2 separate regions of the Homo sapiens genome follow, and region 2 is linked to region 1. A link is an interaction called in ENCODE POLR2A ChIA-PET data of the cell type or tissue named here. Cell type or tissue: Panc1. All regions are shown on one strand.

Region 1 (4,000 bases):
GATGTCGTCTCTTTTCATTCCTGATATTGATAATTTATGTTATCTTTTTTACCTTGATAAGTCTTACCAAGGATTTGTTAGTTTTACTAATGTTTTCAAAATTCCAACTATTGGCTCCGTTAATGTTTTCTGTTGATTTTTATTTCATTGATTTTCCTCATGGTTTTATCATTTTCTTCCCTTGTGTTATTTTGCACCTAATGTATGGTTACTTTAACAATTTTTTCCTAGCTTCTTGACTTGGAAGCATTGACAAATGAGTTTGAACTTCTTAGAATTTCTAATATATGCACTAATACTAATGCATTTTCCTTGGAGAACTTTTATTTGCATCCCACAGGTTTTAATATGTATGTTTTCATTAGCATTCGGCTGAAAGTATTTTGTCATTTTTATTTTGAATTCTCTGTGACCATAGGTTTTATTAAAATTATACTGTTTATTTACCAATGTGATCACTAATCATGCAGTATATTATTTCAATCTTTAAAATTTGTTAAGATTTACTTTATAGACCAAAGTCTATTTTGGTGCATTTATTGTATGGACAGGAAAGAATGTATATTCTGTAATGGTTAGATGTAGTCCTCTACCTATATTAACTTAGTCAAGTTGGTAAATAGTGTTTTTCAAATATTAAATTTCTTTACTGATTTAAAAAAATATTTGCTTTATTACTTAGTCAGAAAGTTATAGTAAAATCTCAAACTATGATTCTAGATTTGCCAGCTTTTTGTTCTGAAACTTTTGCTTTATTTATTTTCTTACATTATTTTTATCTTCTTTTCCCAATATTTCAAGCATTTATGTTTTCCCAGCTTTATTGGAGCTTAACTGACAAATGAAAGTTATATATATTTAAGATGTACAATGTAATGTTTTGATATTTTGATATATGTATAACTTGTGAAATGATTACCACAATGTAACTAATATATCTATCATACATAGTTACCATTTTAGTCAATATGGTGAAAATATTTAAGATCTACTGTCAGCAGTTTTCAAGTGTATAATACAATATTGTTAATGATAGTCACCATGCTGTACATTAGATCTCTAGAAGCTATTCATTCCAGAGAACATAAACGTTTTAGCCTTTGACCAACATTTCCCTATTGCCCCCACCTCTCAGCTCCTGGCCACCACCATTCTACTTTCTGCTTCTATGAGTTTAACTTTTTTTAGATTTCACATATAAGCGAGAGCATGCAGTGTTTGTCCTCCTATGTCTGGCTTATTTCACTCAGCATGTCTCCCTGTTTCATCCATGTTGTCACAAATGACAGGATTTCCTTTTCTTTTTAAGGATAAATAATATCCCATTTATGTCTGTGTGTGTGTTTTTGTGTATTTATATATTGCACTTTTTCTTTATCCATTTACCTGTTGATGAGCACTTAGATTGATTCCATATCTTGGCTATGGTGAATGTATGAATGTATTGTGAATAATGCTGCAATGAACATGAAAGTGCAGATAGCTCTTCCAGATATTTATTTAATTTTCTGTGGATATATAACCAGAAGTGAGATTGCTGAATCATGTGGTAGCTCTGTGTTTAATTTTTTGAGGAACCTCCATATTGTTTTAAATATGGCTGTACCAGTATACTTTCAACAAGGGTTCCCTTTTCTCCACATCTCATCAATACTTGTTGTCTTTTATCTTCTCGATAATGGCCATTCTAACAAGTATGAGGTGGCATCTTATTGTGGTTTTGATTTGCATTTCCATGATGATTAGTGATGTTGAGCATTTTCTCATATATTTGTTGACCATTTATATGTTTTCTATTCAGAAATGTCTATTTGGATCCTTTGCCCATTTTTAAGATTGGGTTAGTTTGTTTTGTTGATATTGAGTTGAGTTTTTTATATATTTCAGTTGTGCTTTTGTGGTCATATCCAAAAAAATCACTACTCAGACTAATGTCATAGGGCTTTTCCTGTATGTTTTCCTGGATTGGTTCTTCAGTTTTAGGCCTTATGTTTAAGTCTTTAATTTTGAGTTGACTTTGTATGTGGTGTGGGATAAGGGTTCAGTTTCATTTTTCTGCAAATGGATATCCAGTTTTCTTAGCACCATTTATTATAGACTATCCTTTACATGTTGTATGTTCTTGCCATGTTTGTCAAAAATCAATTCAGCATAATATATGGACTTATTTCTGGGCTCTCTATTCTGTTCCATAGGTCTAGATATCTGTTTTTAATGCCAATACCATACTGTTTTGATTACTACAGTTTTGTAATATATTTTAAAATCAAGTAGTGTATTTTTATTTTAAATGTATTTTTAAATCAGGATGCCTCCAGGTTTCTTCTTTTTGCTCAAGATTGCTTTAGCTATTTGGGGTCTTTTGTGGTTTCATATGAATTATAGGATTCTTTTTCTATTTTGTGAAAAATACCATTGGAATTCTGTTAGAGATGGCATTGAACTGTAGACTGCTTTGCATAGTATGGACATTTTAACAGTATTCTTTCAATTTGTGAACACCAAATATTTTCTTTTTTTCATTAATGTGGTATAGTTTTCAAAATACAGATATTTCACTTTCTTGGTTAAATACATTCCTAAGTATTTAACTTTTTGACACTATTGTAAATGGGATTTTCTTCTTAATTTCCTTTTTGTACAGTTAGTTGTTAATGTATAGAAATGCAACTAATTTTATATGTTGATTTTATATCCTGTAACTTTACTGAATTAGTTTGTTCATTTATTAGTTCTAAAAGTATTTTAGTGGAGTCTTTAGGGTATTCTATGTATGAAAGATCATGCCATTTGCAAACAGACCATTTTACATTCTAATGGGATCATTTTTCTTCAGCCTGAAGAACATATTTTAATATTTCTCACAGAGCATGTCTGTTGAAGACAGATTCCCTCAGCTTTTGTTTAAGAATGCATTTTTTACCTTAATTTTTGAAGGATATTATTACACATAGAATTTTAGGTTGACCATTTCCTATTAGCTCTCTAAGAATACCACATCAGTGTCTTGTCACTTCCATAATTTTTTTGGGGAGAGGAACCTCAGCAGTAATTCTTGTTGTTCTCCTGAAGATAATGTGTCTTTTTCTCCACCCTCACTGCTTTTATTGTGTGTTTATATTTAATTTTCCACAACTTGATTATGGCGTATCTAGATCTGGTTTTCTCTGTGTTTGTCCTGCTTGAGAGTCACTGAGAGTTTTGAATCTATAGGTTGCTTTCTTTTATACAATTTTGAGAAATTTCAGCCAATATTTTTTCAAATATTGCATTGCCACTTTTTTCCTCTTTCTTCTCCTTCTGAGACTCAAATTACACATATGCTGAAGGTTTTGACTGTTTCTAATAGTTCTTATGGTTTTATATTCTTGCCTTCTTTTTTTGCTTTGATTCCATTTGGTTATTTTGTTTTGGAAAGTCTGTAAGTACTGTTGAAATGTTCTTCAACTATTTTGTCAACCTTTTCCTCTAAGTTTTATCATAATTATTTTGGAGTCATTGTTTGGTAGCCTCAGTATCTGGAATGTTTCTGGCTTTGCTGAGATTGCCTGTTTTATTTATTATTGGGTTTTGGTTTTTTTTTTACTACTTCCTCACAGGCCTAGTCAGTTTTTATTGTGAGCAGGACATTATACGTGATATGTTGCAGGGGTTCTGGATTATATTATCTTCCTCTCAGAAGGGTTGGGTTTTTTTCTAGTAGGCACTTATGTTCCTGGCAGATCACTTTCATTCAATCAAGGCTTGAATTTACAGGGGACCTATTTCAAATTTTCCATGAATCCTGGTGGATTGCCATATTTCCTAGAATATGAATCTTACTCCTGTAGCATACTTTTCTCACGTTTCAATTCAGTTCTCAGGGTTTTCATAAAAGTATCTCCTTTCTGACTGAATGAGGCAACACATCCCTTCAGTATTTATTATGCAGTCTCTCTTCAATTCTTAGCAACTTCCCTCCCCTCCGAAACTGTTCTCTGTTAGTTAGACCTGCTGTCTT
Region 2 (4,000 bases), 130 kb before region 1:
GTAGAATATTACATAAGCATTAAAAAGAATGAAATCATGTCCTTTGTAGCAACACGGATACAAGTAGAAACCATAAACCTAAGCAAATTAATGCAGAAACAGAAAACGAAATACTGCATGTTCTCACTTCTAAGTGGGAGCTAAACATTGAGTATACACAGACACAAAGATGGAAACAGTAAACACTAGGGATTCCCAAAGTGGGAAGGGAGGGAGGAGGCAAGGATTGAAAGACCACCTATCGAGTACTATGGTCACTATTTGGGCAACGATATCATTAGAAGCCCAAACCTCAGTATCACACAACATACCTATGTAACAAACTTGCACATGTACCCCCTAAATCTAAATTAAAAAAAAAAACTATAATACTATACCTAAAAATAAGTTAAATTTTGTTGAGAAAAAAAATGATCCTATCTACTTGGGGGAGAACAGAAAATGTCATTAGAAAAGATAGTATTTGAAGAATAAGTACAATTTCTACAGCTTATCATGGCAAAGAAAGGTTGCTCTAGTGCTGACCAAACAGTATAAGCAAAAACTGGGTGGGTGGCAGAGTGCTGAGGACATTTAGGGAACAGGAATAATCCCAGGGTTGCTGGATTATGGAGTATTTGTAGGGGAGAAAGGGAACTGAAAGTTAACGTGGGGCCATGCGTTGGATGAGTAAATGCCAGGAAAAGGAGTTGATAATTAATGTGGTGGGCAGAGGGAATGCATTGTGAATTTCAACTAGGAGAAAGACATGCTTGTAGCTGTATTTTAGGGGTGGAGAATGAGGCTGATTTGAGGTCTGCTTGAGGTAGATCAAGTGGATGGTAAAGGGAGCCTGACGCGGAGATGATTTAAGGAATTGTGATGTTTAAGGGCTAGGGGATAAGAAAAATCGAGTGGGCTCTGAGCCTTGTGAACAGGATAATTAAAAGAATAGATGCGGCTGGGCGCAGTGGCTCACGCCTGTAATCCCAGCACTTTGGGAGACCCAGGCGGGTGGATCATGAGTTCAAGAGATGGAGACCATCCTGGTTAACATCGTGAAACCCTGTCTCTACTAAAAATACAAAAATTAGCTGGGCCTGGTGGTGCCCGCCTGTAGTCCCAGCTACTAGGGAGGTTGGAGCAGGAGAATCACTTGAACCCAGGAGGCGGAGGTTGCAGTGAGCCGAGATTGTGCCCCTGTACTCCAGCCTGGCGACAGAATGAGGCTCCATCTCAAAAAAAAAAAAAAAAAAAAAAAGAAGAAAAAAGAAAGAATAGATGCATTCCAGACAGAAATAATTAGTTGGAAAGTTAATTTGAGTTGAAAGACGGTTAATTCAGGTCCCTTAACCTGGAAATATCTTCCCTTCTCTAGTCTATATAAATTATAGTCTCATGAAGGTGAGCTATAATTGGATAGTGTGGTTTTACATTATGCAGCAGTGGTCTCCAGCCTTTTTGGCACCAGGGACCGATTCCATGGAAGACAATTTTTCCATGGACCAGGCAGGGGGATGGTTTCAGGATGATTCAAACATTTCTATTATTATTACATTGTAATATATAATGAAATAATTATACAACTCACCATAATGTAAAATCAGTGGGAGCCCTGAGCTGGTTTTCCTGCAACTATATGGTCCCATCTGGGGATGATGGGAGACAATGACGGATCATCAGGCGTTATGTTCTCGTAAAGAGCGCACAACCTGGATCCCTGGTATGCACAGTTCACAGTGGGGTTCACGCTCCTACAAGAATCTAATACCCACCGACCACTATCAGACCATAGCCCAGGGTCTACAGCATTTCTAAGCACTTCTAATCTCTTCCCTTAAAGGAATAAAGTAGATGGTCTTTTATTGTCATTTAGCTGCTTTGAGTGTGTTAGTCTTGTTCCCATAGCTAGTATAAAATCATGAACATCACGATTCTCTAAAACAGTGTTTAAAACATCAGAAGGGAAAGAAAAACCTTAAAGACACTTTCTGGGAGGTATCTTTGAACATTTGAGGGGGAAAACATAGCTAACAATTCCCTGTAGACTATAAGTGATTTTTTAACTTCATCAATGTCTAATTCACAGTCTATGACAGAGGAAAGAGAAGGTGGTAAGTATGTAGGGGGAACACAAGAGTTTAATTAACAAATGGAGGAGAAATCTAGTGCAAAAATAAGTTCCAGCTGATGTTGGACAAAGAATTAAAGCCAGATTTTCAGTATTAGTTCACTTGATCAAAAAACAGTAACAACCAAAAACAAACAAAAAACCCATCAATCCAGTTATAAAAACCTCATGTCACTTGAAAGAGCCCTGAATGACATCATCCCAGTTTAGTTACTGGCTGAGTTAGACTACCATAAGAAAACTAGCAGGTATTTGCCCAGTGGCCTATAATGTTGTTTTTCCTTTTTTTTTTTTTTTTTTTTTTTTTTTTGTAGACAGAAAAAGATTATGCCACAGCTAGAAAATTTGCCAAGTGCAATTGGCGTCTTGGGAATTTACTCTGCCTACTTTGAGGAGGTCATGTAGTTCCCCAGTGGTAGAATTTTTTTTCTCAAGATATTTAGGTAAGGGACCTAATAATAATTTTGTTTAATAGCACAATTTTCTTTTTTAACTTTTATTTTAGGTTCAAGGGTACATGTGCAGGTTTGTTATGTAGGTAAATTCGTGTCATGTGGGTTTGTTGTATGGCTGATTTCATCACTCAGGTATTAAGCTTAGTATCCAATAGTTATTTTTTCTTATCTTCTCCCTCCTCCCACCCTCCACCCTCAAGTAGGCCCCAGTGTCTATTGTTCCCCTCTTTGTGTCCATGTGTTCTCATCTTACCTCCCACTTATAAGTGACAACATGCAGTATTTGCTTTTCTGTTCCTGCATTAGTTTGCTAAGGATGATGGTCTCCAGCTGCATCCATGTTCCTGCAAAGGACATGATCTCTTTTTTTTTTTTTTTTTTTGAGACAGAGTCTCACTGTCTCCCAGGTTGGAGTACAGTGGCACGATCTTGGCTGACTGCAACCTCTGCCTCCCAGGTTCAAGCAATTCTCCTGCCTCAGCCTCCCAAGTAGCTGGGATTAGAGGTGCATGCCACCATGCCTGGCTAATTTTTGTGTTTTAGTAGAGACGGGGTTTCATCATATTGGCCAGGCTGGTCTCGAACTCCTGACCTCAGGTGATCTGCCCACCTTGGCCTCCCAAAGTGCTGGGATTACAGGCGTGAGCCACCGTGCCTGGCTGATGTTCTTTTTCATGGTTGCATTGTATTCCATGGTGTATATGTACCACATTTTCCTTAGCCAGTCTCCTATTGATGTGCATATCAGTTTATTAATTTTCTTTTAAAGAACAGATAAATTTATAATGTAAATTTTTATTTGCCTTTATGGTAACCTGCGACATTGGAAGGGGATTATTGACCATCTATATAGTCATAATCTCTTTCCTCTAAATCTGCAAAATATAATGGAACTCCATCTTATGTATTTCAAAACTGATTAATGAATTGACTGATATTTTCAAAAATGGACAATTGGGAGATACTTTAACTCTGGCATATCACATTCACTCAGCCAGTGAAATGATTTTCTTCAGTATATTAAATATTATATTTAATTGTGAATATGTTTGATAAACTCAGAGTTTAAAATAAACCTCTCAAGCTTTGGTTTTTGTGTATAGTGACAAAGATCAGTGTGATTTGCAGAGGTTGGAAATGAAAATCAAAGACAAATTCTAGAAAAAAAATAACACAAAGTAACCCTAAATGAAGCCATGTAGCAAATGGAAGGAAATATAAAATGACATAATGACAATATGCAAGGATGAAAAGATAAGAAAATTCATTAACATTACAATGAGATATAAGTAAAGAAAGACCATTCAGAGTTAACTAGCAGAATAAAGGATTTGGCAGCCCTCTTTGTAATTCTACCATGACGATTTCCAAACCACTGAATAAGGTTTTGTATTTCTAATTAGCTAAGTACTAGAAATATGTTCTCTAATGTGAC

Evidence for each region. Peaks named below come from ENCODE experiments on the same cell type or tissue, not always from the same donor. Only the 100,000 strongest peaks of a DNase experiment are listed, where the experiment ranks them.
Region 2: POLR2A ChIA-PET joins it to region 1 with 6 read pairs; 3 of 35 experiments call an interaction of 5 or more read pairs at or near these places.

Annotation. Positions count from the first base shown.
Region 1 is chr10:17,093,262-17,097,261 of GRCh38, reverse strand. All of the region lies in intron 14 of CUBN (cubilin), which reads left to right. Among named protein-coding and RNA genes, the nearest start is that of CUBN, 35 kb to the left of the region's middle. In Panc1, no CTCF peak of the experiment used is centred here; no DNase peak of the experiment used is centred here; H3K27ac peaks cover 1,713 bases.
Region 2 is chr10:17,219,171-17,223,170 of GRCh38, reverse strand. The region is part of intron 1 of VIM-AS1 (VIM antisense RNA 1); the gene reads left to right. Among named protein-coding and RNA genes, the nearest start is that of VIM, 7.1 kb to the left of the region's middle. In Panc1, no CTCF peak of the experiment used is centred here; no DNase peak of the experiment used is centred here; H3K27ac peaks cover 3,572 bases.